Linked DNA regions of Mus musculus: region 2 is linked to region 1. Evidence: chromatin loops called from intact Hi-C (ENCODE). Cell type or tissue: gastrocnemius. All regions are shown on one strand. Links, peaks and the distances in the headings refer to the core of each region. The heading gives the core; the rest is flanking DNA. Region 1 has its middle 63 kb from the start of Gm31482. Region 2 overlaps Cdca7l (cell division cycle associated 7 like).

Region 1 (10,416 bases), core at 3,347-5,846:
CTTTGTGAAGGTCCTGAGTGTCCTGCTGTGAAATAACTCAGCTTTCTGAAAATCTACTTGCTTGTGGAAACACCAGGAATTCTGCAGGAAGTGCTGAACAGGATATCCACCATGCCCAGAAGAGAGGTCAGGAAGGCAAGGGGCAATCAGCTGAGAGGAGGCCCCTCTCCAACATCTTTACCAGCCAGCCCCAACACTTTGGTTTTTTTAAGTCCTCTATTACCAGTTTCTTCAAGATTAAAATAGAGAGACAGAGACAGAGAGACAAAGAGGGAGGGGAGAAGGGGAAGGGGAAGGGGAAGGGAAAGAAGAAGAAGAAGAAGAAGAAGAAGAAGAAGAAGAAGAAGAAGAAGAAGAAGAAGAAGAAGAAGAAGAAGAAGAAGAAGAAGAAAAGTTGAAAGATAAACTAGACTCAGGAGGGGTGACCCTCACTGCTGTTCAGTCTCTCACCAATGTACTGCTTACATCACCCCCGCCTTCTAACTTAAAAAAAAAAATTGAGGAGACCTAAAGCAGCACCAGCTTATCCGGAAGTGACTGAAGGAGAATAAGGAAGAAACAACCAATTATTACACACAGATTTGTTGATTTACTTAGCAATTTATTAAAAGCACTGCTTGTTCTGCATAGCTTCATCGGTACCTGGATCTGAATGATCGGGAGAAATAGCTGAGACAATGGTCGTTGCCCTTAACAACCTGATGAATGACATGTCAGCTCCTGTTACTTGCCCTCCCTGCTCCATCTTGTGAGTTTAGAGTATAAATCAAGAATACAAACTGGACCCAGGATGGAAGGCGTTTGGAAACCATCCTGGCTTTGGTCTACCAGTGGCATCGTTCTTTCACTCTCACTGGGGTCAAGAAAGATTACTGGAATAAGACTACATGTAGGAATCCTCGGTGACCAAAGGGTCCTCCTGATAGACTCAGGGCTCTTGTTTTCCCAAGGAGAACTGCTAATCAATTCAGTACCCACCATGGAGGAGAAGGATCACAGTGAACCCTGCTCAACCAGGCATTTGGAGAAAAATCATCTCACATGCTGCAGTCACCAGAGTTGTCTGTCCCTGTGTCTGTGTATTTTCGTTCTATGTGAGGATAAGGGGACACAAAACACCTTTACTTTCTCCCCAACCATTGAAGCATAAAAGGGAGAGGGGTAGGAACTACTCATAAGAGGAATTTGATAGGCTCTGAGTGAGTTCCCGTCCTCAGCATATTCTAAAAGAATTAACACCACCACTACACCTCTTGACAGTTGTCCTCTCCCGCACGTTCTTAGTCTTAGAGCGGAAGTGACTCATCCACCAACCACCCTAGTTAAGAAGGTTGCTTTGCCCCATCCCCAGAGTTCTGATTCAAAAGGGATCTGAGAGTTACACTTTTGAGGTTTCCCAGCTCACTCTGAGAGCCACGGTTCCAGGACCAGGACGAAGCAGAGCAGTAGAGTAATAACTCAGCATGTGTATCACTCAAGAGCCTGCTGTACCTACTGAAGTACAACACGATAACCTCCGTGGTTTGTCTAAGTCTTGAGAGTGTACCCGAAGCCAACTAAAGTACAAGGGGATGAAGCTTAGGTCATCCTCTGGGCAGTCTGGTTTGGATACAGATTAAAAAGGCACTCCTATTGAGAAGATGCCCCCATAAGATCTGACCGAAGGCAAGACTATAAGGCAGTCGTGGTATCAAATCTTAATGCTGTGACCCTTTTAATACAGCTCTTCATGTTGTGCTGATCCCCAACCATAAAATTACTTCCATTGCTACTTCATAATTGTAATTTTGTTACTGTTATGAATTATAACGTGGGTCGTATGGCCCCGGCCAAAGTGTTCTCCTTGAGGAATCAGCCATGCGACAGGCCTAGTGCAAAAGGAAGTTTATTGGGGGAAGGGAGTTAGGGAGCAGATCAAGGACCTGGAAATGGGTAGAGGCAGGGAAAGGGGGACAGAGAAGGACAGAAAGAGAGAGGAGAGGGGAGTATAGAAAGAGGGGAAGAGGCTAGTCGGAGACATATAGGAAGAGGAGGGAGGAGTAGATGGAGAGAGAGACATACACACAGAGAGACATAGAGAGACATGGGCACATAGAAAGATGGAAAGACAGAGAGATAGAGCTTGGTAATGAGTGGTCTTCTTATATGCCAGGCTCCTTGCTCCTGGTGCATACCTGGCAGGCAGCTGTTGCTAGGCAACTGTTGGGCAAAGCCTAGAGGAATTCTTAACAGTATCACCCTGGGCTGGGTCCTGGGTTCTATAAGAAAGCAAGTTGAGCAAATTGTGGGGGAGGAAGGAGCTAATAAGCAGCACCATGGCCTCTGTATCAGCTCCTGTGCCTTGTGTGAGTTCCTGCCCTGACTCCCTTCAATGATGGACTACGATGTGGAAGTGTAAACCAAATAAACCCATTCCACCCCAAGTTGCTTTGGTCATGGTGCTTATCACAGCAATAGAAACCCTAAATAAAACACCTCTACGGGATATTCTAATTTCTAATGTCTGCTTAGGAAATCTAACTGGAAAGGGGCTGGCACACTGTTGCCACTGTGGGGTGTCCCTGTACCTGGGCAGTGGTAGCAACCATGCCTAGCCTTTCAGCAAAATGGAAGGGACAGGGAGATGGAGTGGTTGAAGAGATGTGTCCCAAACCAGGCCCCAAGGACCTTGCCTTGTTTCTGCCCCTTTTGAGTTCACTTAGCATGGTGACCTGAGCCTGTCACCTGCTTCTACTCTCTGGTATAGGACAGAAGGTTCTTTGGTTCTCATTATCATCTCTCAAAGCTTAAGCTTCCCCTCTGGGATGCTTACTCTCAGAAGAACCCTCTCAGACCTGTCCCAGGGAGTTGCCTGCTACCTCTGGTGCTGGACCCCTAGGGTGTTCACAGTCCCCCTCTCCCAGTCTCTCAGGTATCCAGTCAGTTATTTTCAATTCAACACACACCCTTGCTCAAGACCTAGCCAGTTTTCATTTGACCCTGTTCTCCTAGGGTTCTGCCTTGCATTAACCATCATGACTCCTCTGTCCACTCTCATTCAGAGTGCATCCGGTCAAGGCAAGTGGGCACTCTCCCTCTCTCAGTGGGCACCAACATTTCTCTCTAGTCAATGGCTATTTGTACTTCCTCTATGGGTGTCTGTTTGCAGGCTCACACGAGATCCTCAGCAACAGAGAGCATCCTATCCTTACACCTGCTTAGCTTTCCCAGGCAGATTCTGGAAGGCTCTTCCCTCCATCTTAAAGGCTGCTTCGTACAGAGGTAGATGACATCTGTCTTACCTATGTAGACTGTCTTTCTACACAGGTGAGGATGGAAGTCTCACGGATAATCACTATCTACTAATTGACTATTACTTGTTTCTTGGCCACTGAACTCAAACATGAGGGCGTGATCCTGCTCTGAGGGACCTAAATCTGAACTTACACGCAGAGCTTCCCAAGGTTGTGTTGATGGCAGGTCCAGTTTGATATGAGGGCTCCTCAGTCACATGGTATTTTTTTTTAAACACTTAGAAAGGCACACAAACCAGAGCACATTTTGCTGTGCATTCACAACATAATATTTTTCAAAGGGAGAAATATATAGGTAGAACAAGTGTAAAACTGAGAAAATCCTATGAATAACTTTATCTATGTGAGTAACTTACGTCAGGGCTGACCTGGGCCACCTCCCCTGGCAATGGCATGTGCCTAATCAGTTTATGAGAACAGATGATCTGCTACCAAGCCGCCACAGAAACTGCTGTAGCTGCGAGTGCCTCCACCCACATCTGAAACAGGTGGCCAGACTGCTGTCCTTGACCCTGGCTTCCCTTCTGCCTGGCCCTTCCTCCTCTTCCCTCCAGGTGCTGCCCTGTATATTGACTTTTGAGGTTCTGTTCCTCATCCAAACCAGTGCCATTTCCTCTTCTGGTCCCACCCATCCTTCCCCTAGTTGAGAAAGTTCTCAGATTTCCCCTTGCTTGTCCACGATTGTCTGATGGGGGAGGAAAAAAAAGCGAGGGGACTTTATTATCTGAGCCATGGCCTTTAGGGTGTGACTCCCTCCCATCTGTCAGGCCTCACAAGGACAAGCACTCTTGCCAACCCAGAGGCTAAGTGCAGGACAGTGGGAACAGGGGGCATTTGAATAACTACACCTCCCCTTTTTTTCTTTCTACTGTCACAGGAGATCCTTCTTTTAAAAAGAGAAATTCAGCCTTGAAATGCAGACCCAGTGGGGAATTTGGAACTTAGTTCCAATAAAAGGAGAAGACTAGTCCTTCTTTGAAGGCCTGGCCATGACTTCAGGGGAGCCACATCCATATAGATGCGGCTCCAATAGTGCCCCCAAGAGAAGACTGACGTTGACTGAAGCATCCTAGACACAGGGAAATACAGACTTCATCTCCACAGGCTCTGCCCCTAATTTCTGACTCATTGGATCCTTATCAGCTGTCTTCTGGGTCAGCACACAGCAGAATGAGGAAGATTGTGAAGAGACTCAAGACCAGCAACAAGCCAAGACAGCTTCACATTTTGCAGTGGAAAAATTGCAAGTAGATGAAAGTTTAGAGAATGGGTTTAGAGAATGAGGTGAACCGTTGCCAGCTTGAATGAGGCTTCTCCGTTGCATGTCTGCCTTCCTTTTGCCCAGGATGTTTTTGTTGAGCATGAACAATTGCAGCAGGCAATAGCGACATCTGCTGTTCACAACTGCCTCAAACCTGACAAGGAGAAGACTGTGGCTCTCACCCTCCCAGCAGTTCCCTGCAGATTCCACAGAAACCAAGTGCTGCACTCCCCTGTAATCGTCCAAGGTGACATTGGGGATTTTATTTTTAACACAGAAAAAGCAGATAAGGCGTTTTCTTAGCTACTTACATATACTCAGTATAGCATTCTTGGACCAGAGGGACCCACCTCTCCTGTGACAGGGGGGCAGGGTTTAAACATTGTTATATAAGAATAGAACAGGAACGAATGCCTCACAGGTTGATGGGAGATTAAAACAGAAAATATACTTTGCAGGTTAAGGGTTGTGTTAGTTAAAAAGAAGTTTCTGTTTGTTGATGCTAAATCTTAGCTAAGTCGGTTTGCCCTGAGTTAAGTCCTTGCTAAATAAGTTTTCTACTTGTAATTAAGAGTAAGTTCCTGAAGCCGGGCGTGGTGGTACACGTCTTTAATCCCAGCACTCGGGAGGCAGAGGCAAGCGGATTTCTGAGTTGAGGCCAGCCTGGTCTATAAAGTGAGTTCCAGGATAGCCAGGGCTATAATACAGAGAAACCCTGTCTCCAAAAACAAAACAAAGCAAAGCAAAGCAAAGCAAAGCAAAGCAAAGCAAAGCAAAGCAAAGCAAAGCAAAGCAAAGCAAAGCAAAGCAAAGCAAAACAAAAAAAGAGTAAGTTCCTGTAGGTCAGGTCTGATGTAAACTGCTTGTGACCCCATTCTCGAGGTATCTACCCTTGCCTTTGTTTCTTCTCTTTTTTTTTTTTTTTTTCCATTTTTTATTAGGTATTTAACTCATTTACATTTCCAATGCTATACCAAAAGTCCCCCATATCCACCCACCCCCACTCCCCTGCCCACCCACTCCCCCTTTTTGGCCCTGGTATTCTCCTGTACTGGGGCATATAAAGTTTGCAAGTCCAATGGGCCTCTCTTTCCAGTGATGGCCGACTAGGCCATCTTTTGATATATATGCAGCTAGAGTCAAGAGCTCCGGGGTACTGGTTAGCTCATAATGTTGTTCCACCTATAGGGTTGCAGATCCCTTTAGCTCCTTGGCTACTTTCTCTAGCTCCTCCATTGGGAGCCCTATGATCCATCCATTAGCTGACTGTGAGCATCCACTTCTGTGTTTGCTGGGCCCCGGCATAGTCTCACAAGAGACAGCTACATCTGCGTCCTTTCAATAAAATCTTGCTAGTGTATGCAATGGTGTGTTTCTTCTCTTAAATTGTATCTTTTTTAAACAATGAATAACTACCTAACCTCTCTCCCCTGTGAATACCTCGTCTTTCTTATAAAAGGAACTTCAAGAGGAGTGGGTGCCTCAATTTATGGGGAGACAAGGCTGGCAAGTCCCAGGTGCACTCAAATACAGCTTACTCTAATTTGGACAATTGTGGATCTGATCCTTTCTTTCTTGCCAATCTCAGGATCAGCAGAGTACCAGACACTGTTAGCTTTTACTCTTTCCTTTTAATTTCAATTTCTCCTTATATAAGCTAAGATTTGGCTCTGGGTTCTACTCCCTGGTTAACAGCTGTTATACCCTTCCCCACCCCCATGCCTCAGAAGCCTTATGTGAAAAGCTACCAGCACTTTTAACTCTTGTTTGACTTCTTGAGGAAGCTACATTGGAATCAGCCACTGCTGTTTGGGCAGCAGGCACCAGCTACTTTAACATCACAGACTCTGTGCACTCTATGTGACTCTGACTTTTTTGCCCCAGTCCAGGGTAGAGGAGCACTCCTCCAAGGGGCCCCACAGAAGACCCATGATTAGTTCAAATAGGGTCTTTAATTTGCCTGAATCACTAGTCTGTGATTGGAGCCAACACTCTGGGTACTCCATTTCTAGCTGTGTAAGTGGGCTATTCAGCTCACTTTAGGAGTTCACTGGAAGACAGCCTCCTGTGTCTCCCAACAATTGCAACATTAGGCCAATAAAAGGCTTCTACAAAGTATCTTTCCCGCCTACTTTTTGTTAGTAGCATGTGCTGATGGGGCAACACAAGAGAAGACAGTGAGAGCATCAGCTGAATTATAGTCATGGTAAGAGGGCACTCGAGGGGCTGGAGAGATGGCTCTGATTGCTCTTTCAGAGGACCTGGGTTCAATTCTTAGCATTTACATGGCTGCCCACAACTGTCTGTAACTCCAGTTTTAGGGAATCTGACACCCTCTTTTGTACTCCTCAGGAACCGGATACAACAGATTATGGGAGAAGTAGAGAAGAGTGAAGCCAGAAAGCCCAGGCTGAAGACAGACCAAAGAATAGGAAGAGCCAGAGAAGACAATGGTGGGCTCCAGTTGATGGGATAATTCCAAGGATCTAACAAATCCTAGTGTTTAGTGCTTTCAGAACTCTGGACTAAGGGCTGGGCTCTTAGCTCCAGAAAGCTGTAACACTTGTTGCTGTAGGTCTGAGTACAGACAGGCACCACCTTCCACTGCTAGCTGCTGTCTGCTGCCTTGGTTCTTAGCTGCCAGTGTTAGGGTTACAATAGCCACCCAGAATAACAAATTCAGTTATAGTACTTAGAGCTTCAAGTCTCCAGCTTCCAAAGCATGAAGTGATGGGGTCTTAGCTCCCAGGGTTTGGAGTTATATCCTTTGAATCTGCCAGTTTGGTTCACAGGCCTTGGGCACTCAAGGGCCCGGGGTAGTCAATGTTGGAAGAACTTTTTATCTTCTATCCATGATTCTTATCTGGAGCCCAGTCAGTGTTTAGTAACTAGTTTTAGGAGAATACAATACAGCCAAAGTATTACACACAAATATACTAAATTAAGTTGATTCTTCCTAGCACTATGACAGTGTCAGCTCATCAATAAACTGCTGATACGCTGAAGTCTGCAATATACTTATGCACTGAATTATATTTTCCAAGAAGAAATGTAAGTCTTAAGTTCTTGTACCTATAACTATGCCATTCCTGGGAAATAGGGCATTTGTAAGTCACTAAATTAATATGAAGGTATTTTGAGCTCTCTGGAAAGGGGTAACTGAGAAACAGAAATGGGTGTCAGCACAGAACACCATGCAAACAAACATGAGGACAGGGGCTGGGACAATTCATCAATAACCTGAATAATATGAAAGATTACCAGCCAACTTCTAGAAGTGAGGAGACAGATCTGAAAAAGGTTCTGCCTCCAAAAGGAGCAACCAGGCTAAAGAGATAGAAGGCTCAGTAGGTCTTGAGTTCAATTCCTAGTAACCACAGAGTAGCTCGCAACCACCTATAATGTGATCTGATGCCCTCTTCTGGCATACAGGTGTACATGCAGATAGAATACTGATATACATAAAATAAGATAATCTTAAGGGGGCTGGACAGATGGCTCAGAGGTTAAGAGCACTGGCTGTTCTTCCAGATGTCCTGAGTTCAATTCCCAACAACCATATGGTGGCTCACAACCATCTATAATGTGATCTGATGCCCTCTTCTGGCATGCATGCATACATGCAAATAGACTACTTGTATACATAATATATATATATATATGTATATATATATGTGTGTATATATATATATATATATATATATATATATATATATCCCCCTCTATGTGTGTGAAGACATGAGAGAAGACAGAGTCATAGAGAGACAGAGAGACAGGAGACAGAGATTGATAGCGAAAGAGAGGGACACACAGCACAGACACAGAGGGAGGAGAGACAGAGACAAAGACATAGAGTCACACACAGAGAACATGGACACACACACACACACACACACTATAGTTACATCAAGGAAAGGCAACTAGAAAGTGACTTGTTTGAGAAGAAAATGACACCTGTTAATTTCTACAGCCTCTTAGATGATAACAGCAGCATCTTTGTGTTGGATAAGTGTTAATATCCATTGGACAGGTGGGGAAACAGAGGCTCACAGAAGTGAGGCAACTTAGCTGAAGCTCACAAAGCTACGAACCCAGTCTAACTATAGTAAAGAAAATAAAATCCAGACTCACCATAACATTTACTGAGTGACTTTGTCTAGAATTGGTTGCATGTATTTGAAGAGTCTTGAAGGTCCGGGGCCCCATTTTATTCTTCAGTCCTGAACCCAGAGTTGATCTCTCTTCCCTTTAGCATGAAGTGATATAGACAGTCAGGGGAAGATTTGATTTTTGGTAACCGAATTCTTCAAAAGATACATGACACCATCACACACACACATGCACACTCGCACACACACACACACACACACACACACACACACACACACACACACACACACACACGTATGCATATGTGTATGAGTAACCAACCCTGATGCTCTTGATTTCAGACTTCAAAGATGCCTCAGAGACAATTCTTGCTGTTCTAAGCCACACAATCTGCATTACATTGTATCTTTTTGTCATGGAATGACACATTACATTGTATCTTTCTATTGTGCTTGAATTATGTATACTAGGTACCTGCTATTATGACAAAGTCAATACCATCACTGCTTTAAAAACAAGACAAAACTTAGCACACTCAGTAAGGCACTACCAGGAAAGCAGTGGGATTCTAAGGGAAAGAATGGAGACACTAGCAGGCTAGGTTGAGAACTCTGAAACCCAAATTTCCCATAACTCAACCTTGTCCCCTTGCTCTGAGACAGCTTCTGCCCCACAAAGAAATGACCTGTACCAGCATAGACCTTTTCACTAGCTGCCTACCAGGTGGTGGTTCATAAGGAAATGTCTCCTGTATTCCCATAGCTCCATCAACTTCATGAAGAACTGGACCACAGGCAGCTCAGATATAACACACTTAGTCCTCTGATAGCATTAAAAAGTCTATGTGGCAGGACATAGCTCTCTCTCTCTCTCTCTCTCTCTCTCTCTCTCTCACACACACACACACACACACGCACATCTGTGTGGCAGCTAAGAAGGTATTCTAAGGGTGATAGACAGATGGCAAGGGTGTGTTAGCAGTAGTCTGGATCAGTTCACGAGAACCAACTGTTTAAGGACATAACAAGAGAGGTACTAAAACATAAATATATAAACTTTCAATTCAGTTTATTAAAAATAAAGGTAATTAATACTTCAAATGTGTTTTCAGTCGCCTTCACTTTTTTTATTTTGAAGTTATTTGTCTCTGTTATAGCTATATGTAGTCTCCCCTACCCCAGCCTGAAACCTGCTTGCTCAGGGGTGGAGCTTCCTGCTCATTCGTTCTGCCACGCCCACTGCTGGAACCTGCGGAGCCACACACTTGCACCTTTCTACTGGACCAGAGATTATTTGGCGGGAATCGGGTCCCCTCCCCCTTCCTTCATAACTAGTGTCGCAACAATAAAATTTGAGCCTTGATCAGAGTAACTGTCTTGGCTACGTTCTTTTCTCTCGCCACCTAGCCCCTCTTCTCTTCCAGGTTTCCAAAATGCCTTTCCAGGCTAGAACCCAGGTTGTGGTCTGCTGGCCGGACACAACAGCTATATAGGGCAAAAATGATGTAAAGGTGGGCAGCTGGGGACACTTTTCAATACTGTGTTCTCCTGTACCCCTGCCTCCTGTTAAGTAGAACAATAGATAGTTTAATGGGAGTCAAATTTGACTGACCATGGCCTAGGAACATAGATTTAGGTTACCTCAAATTCCCTGTTCCAATGTGGAAGGAGTTTTATAAGTTTTATTGTTTATGGAACAAAAGAAAGTTATAAATCAAAGCAAATTTGAAATACATTGGTGGGTACACTGGAG
Region 2 (10,416 bases), core at 3,374-5,873, 450 kb before region 1:
AAAAGGGTAAACATGACATGCAACCCAGGCAAATCTCAAACGCACCGTATGGAAGGGGCTGCACCCTGTTTGATTCCAAAAACGAAAACCTAGATACAGCACATGACAACAATGGCCTAGGAATAGACATGAGGGCTTTAAGTAAGCACTAGGGAACTTCAGAGGGGGGATAAAATTCACCGAGGTGGTATTTATACATCTGGAGACTTATTTTGCAACCCATAGAACTACACACTAAAACGATGAATTGTCTTGAGTTAAACCTTAATTAAAAAATATATATAATACAGAAAAACAACCCAGATCACCCAGAGATGGATCCTCGTACGTAAAATTGCAATGTGTTGGGTCAGGAGGCACCACAAAGCAACAGAGGACTCCTGCCAATACAATGTGTTTCAGTTTTCATAGCAGCTGTGAGGTTTTATTGACACAGCTTTCTTTTTTGGTAATTTTCTGGTTCTGTAAGTTACCCTAACAAACTCATTTATTTTCTAATTGAACTCCGGTGGCATCCTATCTTTATGTATCACTGATTCTCTAGCTCGGTAAGTAGGTGTTTGCTCACATCTGCATCTGACAAACAGTAACAGTCCACAGTCTCCGTTAATGAAAGACATGAATACACAAACACATGACGCACAATGCCCTCCACACAGAATACATCTGCTCTCACGTCTTTCCTCCTACAGTCCTGGACTGAGCCCAGACGGCTCACCTGATAGGCTCGTGCTCCACCACTGAGCTACATGCCCAGTCTCAACCGGGATGAATGGAGAAACATAAACGGAGACACTGTATAACTGCTGAAAACTAATGATAAAGAAACTTAACACACAGGGTGTGTTCAGACAGACAAACAGACAGACAGAAACCCTGTCTAACAAAAATACTGTATTGGCGGGGGGGGGGGGGGGGACGACTAACCTTCAAAAATGAATGGGAACTAACATATTTTCAGGTATCAAATTTGAACTAGTTCACTGTCACTAGTATTAGCAACTAGAACTCATCGAAGATCAAATCCTTCACACTGAAAGAAAAGTAACAGCAACTCAGCCATACAAAAACCACACAGCACTTCGGAAAGATGGAAACGCGTGCAGGTAGTATTGTAATCCGGTTCTAGCTGGTTTTATTAACTATAGGACTAGAAAACTTTTGAATCAATAATAAGAATGTCCTTTATAATGTTGACAACATAGGCTAGAGAATGGAAATTCACTGGGCAGATTTTATTAGTGATGTTATTATTAAACTATTGCAATACAGGGCGTTATTTATCGTGGTCAGCACCACACTAAACATCGACAGAAGGCACTGAAAAAGTGTGACCAGATTAAAAATGGGTCATCACCCAGAAATCAACATAAAGAAAGCAGGAAGGAAGGGAAGATGGAAAGGCTGTAAGGAGCCAAGAGTGCTGAGGCACATCCATAGTCCAGCACTCAAGAGCTCATGCAGGGTGAGCCTGGGCTACGTGGTGAGAACGCCATCTCACGAAGTAAGAGACACAGAAGACATACGTGAAAGACACACAGGGCCTGGTAGCACGTCCACAATCTCAGATGCTCCAGAGGCTGAGGCCAGAAGATCTCAAGCCTTACACACTAGCAAGTAACCAGACCCTTTCTCAAAATAAAAAGAATGCTGGTGATACAGTTCAGTAGCAGAACACTTAGCTAGTACGCTGCTTCAATGCCTGGCTTTAAGCACCAGCCCAGCAAAATGGGGTTGTTGTTGTTGTTGTTTTTTAGTGTAATTAATGATACAACTAAATGCTAATTAGAAGACTCACATCAAATCTAGAGACACAAACATGTTGAAAGTAAAGGACAGAAAAGGTTTTGAAGTGCAAAGGAGAGGGAGTAGCTACAGTCAGACATTATAGATATAATATACAAAGCTTACAGGGATAGTGTGAACAAGACAGTCGAACAAGACAGTCAACTCACCCAGACAATATAACAATTTCAATACATGCTCTAAAATAAAAGCTCCAAAAACAGGAAGCAAACACTGTGTACAAAAGGGAGGAACAATTCCCCATGGTAACAGATGCAGATGTAGACATCAAGACCTCACCTTAAACAAGGATGGAATAGTACACAGCCCAGAAGAAAGCAGAGGGACTGAACAACAACTGTAAGCCAAACTGAAGGCAGAGGCACTTAACTCAACAGCAGATATTTTTCTCAAGTTTACACATAAAATTATCCATTATCCAGACCGAACCACATGCTAGACTATTAATAAGTATGATACATTTTAAATAACTAACACCGTACAAACTGTCTTTTCTAACCAATAGGATTAAAGTGGGAATCGGAAGCAGGAAACCGGGCAAGACCACAGGTATACAAAAGTCACATATTCTCCCAAGCAGCCCCAAATGGGGCAGAGAAGAAAGCACAAGAGACATGAAGAAATACAAGCTGGACACTTGATCTCAAAAATCCAAAACCTGAAATACTTCAAATTCAAACTTTGTTGAGTGCCACATGGTGTCATGAATGGGAAAGTATCATGTAATTACATGACAGTTTTATGAATACATGATGTTATTTAAAACTTTGAAGAAAATTACATTCTGCCTATATGCAGAAGGCACATACAAGACACTTCAGTTTTGTGTTCTGACTCAAGTTCCACGCCAAACATATCTTATCACATACAAGCAAGAAAATACCCAATGAAATCGATGCTTTTGGCCTGAGGCATTTTGGGTAAGCATTACTCACCATCCTGTGCCTTGAAACAAGCACACCCTAAACCATGCACGCAGCAAATGCTGTGCGTCAGGGACAGGCACAGCTGTAAATGCACAAACTAAAGGGAGACCATTAACTCCACACATTAATAAACCAGAAAAACACACAACAAAGTAGACTCAAAGCCAACAGAAGGAACTACTAAAGATTACAGCCGGCACGAAACAGGAGATAAAAATCACAACAGAGAGTAAGAGACAAAACAAAGTTGGTTTTTCAAATACTAACAAGCCTTCTGGTGCGCGGACTTGAGAACACAGAGAAATCTCCAACCACTAAATCGGGAAATAAAAGTGGGGATATTAAGTTTACTGAGGTTTTAAAAACAAAGAATTCAGGGGACCTCCAGCTGATGGCATGCTCACACAGATGGAATGGATACATTTCTGGTAACATATAGCCAAAAGATTTGAACAGGCCTATAGCTACTAAGGATTTGATCAGTAATCCAAACTGTCCCCCAAAATAATGCCAGGCGATGGCAGTTTCTGCAGTGAACTCTGTGAAATGTTCAATGATCAATGCCAGCCCCCAAACTCTCCCAAAGAAACTGAAAGGGAAAGAACACCCCTGACTCCTCCCGTGGGGCTGCTACCCGGCACCTAAGTCAGATAAAGACTGGTCAAGAGTCTTTATACCCTCAGGACACCTTCACACACCCCAACACCTTCACATACACCACGACGCCTGCAAATGGAATCAGCAAAACAGCAGAAAGATGCACGCTAGACCAATCGAGGTAGGTTGCTGCAAAGCAAAACAGCTAACATACGAAATTTAAATGCATTATTCTGAAACTAAGGGGAAGAGGCCAATACACAGCTAATGCAAAAAAGGCATCAGAAAAAACTCACTGCCCTTTCTCGGGGTGGGGGGGGTCAGCAATAACAGAGGGGATTGACCCAACACATTAAAACCCACATTTACACTCAAAGGTAAATTAAAAACAAAAAACAAAACAAAAACGACATTTATTTCTCAAGGAAATGTCAGACAAGAAAAACAGCAAAATAAAGGACATCTGGGTGGGGATGGAAGAAGGAAGACACATCTGTTAGGATGCAGTGTGTGTGTGTGTGTGTGTGTGTGTGTGAGAGAGAGAGAGAGAGAGAGAGAGAGAAAGAGAGAGAGAGTCAGTCCACAGAAGAGCAACCAGCACTAGCAGATACAGTGTGTAATGTTCCAGGACATAAAGTCAAAGAGTAATTACTACTTCAGTGTTTCTGCCACTAACAATCAATGGTCTGACAAGGAAATCACAAAACAATTCCACTTACAAAGACATAAAAAACAGACGTAAGCAATGAGGCAGAAGTCTTACAAATACCCCAACTACAAAACACACCTGAACACTTAGAGGCGGCACAGGAAATACACACCTCCTCTGTCGGTGGATCAGAAACAGCATCCCCGAGAACCCTGTATTGCTCAAAGCTACCTGCAGATTTTACACAAAGCCCATCCAAACTTCAGCAATATTCGTGGCAAAATAGAAAAGCCCCACTTAAAAGATGCTGTGGAATCCCCCTTGCTGACTTCAGCCCATACTGCAATGTTCCTGGAGCCCAGCAGATGGCGCTGGCATGGACTGAGACCGATGGGAAATGAAGAAGCATCCTAGCACTTACTGGCAGGAAGGACGTTCCTACACCAGACAGTATAAAGCTGGACTCTTAAACCACCCACAGAAGATAATTCAACGTAGATTAAAACAAAACTAAACTAAACTAAATATGAGCTACCCTTGTCTATGAGGCTCTTAGAAGAAACCAGGGGATTAATGACACAGGAAACTAGACTTTACTAAAAGCTTTCGCCTGTTGTCTGGTGCTGAAGATTGACCCATGACCTTCTGACCTGTATAAAAATCTTCTGTGCTCGCTTTGACAGCACATATATTAAAAAATTTATTTACAAAAGACAAGTCCTAAACGGTGCAAAGGCAGCTACGGGGAAATTATATGATCTGATACATAACACCTAGAAGTAGAACTCAATGACTACAAAAACTCCCACTAAGAAATGGGAGATGACTCGTAGTGATCTCTTATAGAGATGGGCATGCCAAGCATGGCAGGAAAGAGGTCTCTAATCCCAGCACTCAGGAGGCAGAGGCAGGCAGCCTGAGTTTGAAGCCTGTCAGGTTTATGAGTATCAAGCCAATACTATGCAGTGGGAGCCTTTCTCAAAAAAATAAAAAAATAAAAATAAGTAAAAGGTCTGATACAAGTATTACACATATGAACATATTAAACATTACCCCTAGTGAAATATTCCAGTTACAACAGTAAAATACTGAATGGTACCACTTCACTACATACCCAGAATAGTCAAATATCAGAGAAGGAGAAAGGCATGGGGGAAAGGGGCTCTAGAGGAAAGGCACTGGAAACACAGAGCTTCAGCCGAGAATGCCAGAAGGTTCAGGAGAAAGCCTGTTTAAAACAACATAAATGTTCTTATCTACATGCTTTAAAATGGTTAAATAGGAGCTGGGGAGATGGATCAGTCAGTCGAAGCAGGAGGATGCCCGGCACTTCCTGAGCAAGCAGTCTAGACATAAATGAGCTAGGTGAGACTGTCTCAAGAAACAGGGTAGAGATTGAGCAAACCAGATGTCAACTTTTTTTTAAGTACACAGACATGCACATACATACATACATACATATGCCACATGCACATATGCACCCCTGCTGCACACCTGTAAGCTCAGGAACTTTAAAAGCCACAGCTAGAGTATGGAGTGTTCAAAGCCAGCCTCAACTACACAGTGAGTTCCAGGCCAGCATGAACTACATAGCAAGAGCCTGTCTTGAGAAAACAAACAGACTGACATAGCTCATTTTTAGTTCTGTGTATTTTACCAGTGTCTTAAAAAAAGAAAGAAAGGAAGGAAGAAAGGAAGGAAGTTAGTTCTATCAGGGGACAGTTCACACAGGTACCCTCTAGGCTCTGATGATCTATTTGATAGCCAGTGAACTGGAATTCTGGCAGATAACCTAGGAAGCAACCAAACCAACCACTTGGGAAGTGCTGGCTTAATTCCCCTGCCCGGGAGGTCAGCAGCCAGGATGGGAAGCACACCCACGGACTATGAATCTTGATTACCAACCTGGTCAGCTGCTCTCAGTGACTTCATTAAGTTGCTACTGGCGTCTGAACAGAACAAATGACTTGCTTCTAGGGGACACTGTTAAAGAAACACATATGCTCTCATAGGCCATCCTGACCCCAGGTCACTCGGATGACTACCACAGAGCGCTTCCGAAGCCCATCACTGAAAAACACCGGAACATCAAACACACTCATACCTCTACCAGAGGCTGACAATAAAAATGGTTTCTCATTCATCACCAGCCAGCTAGAGGCTCTGTTGCAGGCCCCTCTAACACCAGATCACCTGACAAGGCCTGCAGGTGCCAGGGCAGAGGGATGACGTACCATGATCACATGATGGCATTTAAGGAATCCCACCTAGAGGGACACATACATGATGCTTCTTCTCATAGTTCACTACCAGAGGCAAAGTAAATATCCTTTGCTTGTTTCAAAGAGCCAGCAAAGCAGAATCCTGAAGGAAAAAGCCCTAAACACAAGAGGTGAGGCCTGGTGCCTTCCACACTGGATCAGAAAGGCGAGCATTCTGGAAATAGAAGGCACTATACACACATGAGACAGCCAGTCAGCACCTGTTTATTAAGCATCTACTATGTACTGGGAAGTGTGTTGAGATTTGAAAAATAACAAAGAAGAGGTCATGTTGGAATACGGCCCAAGAATGCAGTCATGGGAGAACTCTGGGTGCTTGTGAGAAAACCTGAGACCTGAGTTTCTTCAAAACACAGAACTGTTCTTGGATGTGATTTTTGTGCCTCTTCCAGGAATATGGGATAGGAGTGAATTTACTTCAGCTGTTGTTATGGCTATGTCTCTATATAAAGTTTGGGGTTTTTTTGTTTTTTGTTTGTTTTTTGCTTGTCCTTGTGATTGAACACCTTACTCATGCAATTTCTCTTAACCCTCCAAGCATAAACTGTATAATGTTCTGAATAAAGCTGGCTATTGCCTCACTTTTAGGCCCCACCCTCCCAGGTTCATGCAGCCAACAAGAATGGTAAACAGGGTCATATGTGTCAGGGTGAGAGACCATGATTAGATAAGGTTAATGTGGTCTGATACATAGAAATTAGGCCTAGAAGTCCCAGAGAAGGTGGCATGCAGGGGCAGGGACCAGGAAGCCTCCCATAAGCAGCAATCTGGTTTGTATCCACTGCTGCCTACACACTCGCCAGATGCGGTCGGCAGCGGGATCACCACCATTGTCCCAGGCCCACTCAAGAGGACAACTTGGGCCAGCTCTTCAAACGGCTGGGCTGCAGAAAGCCATTCCGAGTGAATCTCATGACATACTTGCACCCTACTAAGAACAATGTCACTAAACAAAGTGAGCCCAGTCACCTATGGAGTAGCATGCAGGCGGCTGACTCCACTAGGCTCTTGGCATTGTGCCTGAATGAATGGCACTCACTAAAATCCTAATGACGACCACTCAGTTCAAGGAAAGGTCATCAGGACACAGACCGTCTCTAGCTAAGAGCCTGCAGCTCGCAGTGGGCAGGAGCTGGTGCTACAATCAGGCAAAGGGCTCTGCCATAGAGGAAGAGGGAAACTAAGCGGTAACTACCTTGTTTTAAAACAACAATAACAAAAACAAACAAATTAAAAGAACAAAAAGCAAAAGCCCACCTTCCTGAAAGGAAAAAAAATGTCTGGGTCAGTTGCTAGGAGGGAAAAAAGAATAACATTATTAAACATATTAAACACACATTATTTCTTCTTAATTCTCCCTTTTAAACCAAAATAAGAACACTAGACATTTTGCATTAAAAACCCTTAGGGGATTTCAGGATCAGGAAAAGTCTGATTTCCTCTCTATTTAATGTCCTTTGGTTGAGAAGTTTCCAAGAAAAGCAAACTGTGAGGAAGGGAAATGGGATAGAACTATCTTTCCCCTCCCCACCTTTTTTTTTTTCTAGAGGTGGGGAGTGTGTTAAGAGAGGAATTACTGGGCCTTCTGCCTCAGTTTCTCCACTTCTAGGATTACAGGCAGTCCACACTACCATGTCCTACCAAGCTGTCTTTTCCTATTTCAGGGTTTATTGTAAATGACACCAGAATTTTACACACAGCAATTCTACGTCAGCACCACAGACAGGATACAATAGGAAGAACTTATTCCCAGAAATGTGCTTTCAAATTAAAAATTAATAACACAGGTATACATTCAAGCACACACATCCTGGGGTAAACTGCAAAATAACACAAAACTTTGAAAGTGAAACCTGGAGGTTTATGAGAAAGCTTCAGTGTGAGGGCTGATACCCTGAAGCCTTTGGGACAGACATGAACTGGAACTACATCAGCTCAACAGAAAAACCTAAGGTTGCTAGGAATATCCAACCAGCCATAACCCACCCAGCCATTCACATATCCAACCAGTCATAACCCATGCATCCATTCACATATCCAACCAGTCATAACCCATGCATCCATTCATATATCCAACCAGTCATAACCCACCCAGCCATTCACATATCCAACCAGTCATAACCCATGCATCCATTCACATATCCAACCAGTCATAACCCATGCATCCATTCATATATCCAACCAGTCACAATCCACACAGCCATTCATATATCCAACCAGCCATAACCCACCCAGCCATTCATATATCCAACCAGTCATAACCCATGCATCCATTCACATATCCAACCAGTCACAATCCACACAGCCATTCATATATCCAACCAGCCATAACCCACCCAGCCATTCATATATCCAACCAGTCATAACCCATGCATCCATTCATATATCCAACCAGTCACAATCCACACAGCCACTCATATATCTAACCAGCCATAACCCACCCAGCCATTCACATATCCAACCAGTCATAACCCATGCATCCATTCACATATCCAACCAGTCACAATCCACACAGCCACTCATATATCTAACCAGCCATAACCCACCCAGCCATTCACATATCCAACCACTCTACTTAGCCCTCAACCACCTTTTTCTTTTCAGTTTGACAAATATTCAACTTGTGCCTGGGGTGAGCCCCTCCACTCACTAGCCACATGAGCTGGATTGTGGGGTTACCTGTTACCCTCGGGATAACTTTGAGGCCCTCATAATAGTGGCTGGGAGGTCTCCAGCAGGGGCTGAGACCACTTCAAAATTTAGGCCAACAGGCCCAACATGCAATGTGCTCTCCTTCTGCACGGATCCGTTCTGCATCCTCTTGAAGGAAAGGCATCCAGCTGCGGGGTAGGACAAACATACTGCCTCTTAGGATGGATGGCCTAGGGAGACCATTCCAGGAGAAAACAGATATAATCTGCAGGGACCACAACTCCAGAGACTTCATTCCCACACCCAGCAACCCCAGTCGGCCCAAGTGCAGGCCTCGGGGATGTTATGCCTATTTCTTCAAGTTTATTGAAGCAACTCAAAACCAAAAGGTGAATATTGTTACATGAATCTTGGTGTGGTTTTACAGACCACACCCACTCATTGCAAACAGCATAGAAATACCTGATTTTCAATCTCTTCGAAAGCTCTTTATAAAAATGGGCAAAGTTTTATGTTTGTCATCTAGATATCTAACGTCAAAGAAAGATACATTTAAAAAAAACTATAAGGAAGATTATTATTGAAAGAAACAACATCTGGATCACCTAGCCGACTGCCTGACAGCCTCTTATAGCACTGTGGTCCACCTGCACGAAACAGTTAGATCTCTAGGACAACTAACTACCTATCCAACTTGTTACTGGAGGCTCTTAAAATTCTGGATAGCACGAGTCACTACTACAGCAGAGTTTTCAGGAGCCTTGGATGTTCAGCAAAAACTGCTTTCCTTCAGCAAACAGAGGACAATGGGGTATGTCTGCCAAAGGATCCTACAGACGGAGAATCAGGAACATCCATCCCATAATTTAGTTGACTCATGTGGTTTCTCTAATGCCAATTTTCTGGCATACGTGGAATTTGAAGGAACAACACATGGGGTCACCACACGTTGCTTGAGAGTTGTTTCCTGGGGACATACAACATGCATACACATCTAATCACCCAAAATGCATTTAATACAATGTTTAAGTGGGACACGAACACAAGCCGAAAGGCACACACTGTACTGACTTGGAAACATGTTTTTTGTCAGCAGAAAATACATAAAATACACATGTAATACCACATATATACAGCCTTTGAAACTAATGGCCTCTGGGCTCTTCAGAAACCTAGGACTGATGGTACTAAAGAGAGAAGCAGCGTTAAAATATCAATCAGTTAATCCCAGCACTTGGGAGGCAGAGGCAGGCGGATTTCTGAGTTCGAGGCCAGCCAAAGTGAGCTCCAGGACAGCCAGAGCTATAAAGAGAAACCCTGTCTCGAAAAACCAAAAAAAAAAAAAAATATATATATATATATATATATATATATATATATACACACACACACACACACACACACACACATATATATATATACATACATACATATACATATATATCAATCAGACAACTATGGGTTTATTGAGTGGAAGAACACTGGATTGAAACTCAGGAAAATG

The links. A loop is a pair of places that touch in the nucleus more often than their neighbours do. Peaks named below come from ENCODE experiments on the same cell type or tissue, not always from the same donor. Only the 100,000 strongest peaks of a DNase experiment are listed, where the experiment ranks them.
Region 2: it touches region 1 in a loop (2.1-fold over the local background); 5 of 42 quality-filtered maps call a loop at or near these places.

What each region holds. Positions count from the first base shown.
Region 1 is chr12:117,397,976-117,408,391 of GRCm38, reverse strand. No RefSeq gene overlaps it. Among named protein-coding and RNA genes, the nearest start is that of Gm31482, 63 kb to the left of the region's middle. In gastrocnemius, for the core only: a CTCF peak has its summit at 4,683 (motif pointing left); a DNase peak (open chromatin) is centred at 4,675; H3K27ac peaks cover 484 bases.
Region 2 is chr12:117,847,482-117,857,897 of GRCm38, reverse strand. The region is part of intron 1 of Cdca7l (cell division cycle associated 7 like); the gene reads right to left. Among named protein-coding and RNA genes, the nearest start is that of Cdca7l, 8.8 kb to the right of the region's middle. In gastrocnemius, for the core only: a CTCF peak has its summit at 4,335 (motif pointing right); a DNase peak (open chromatin) is centred at 4,341.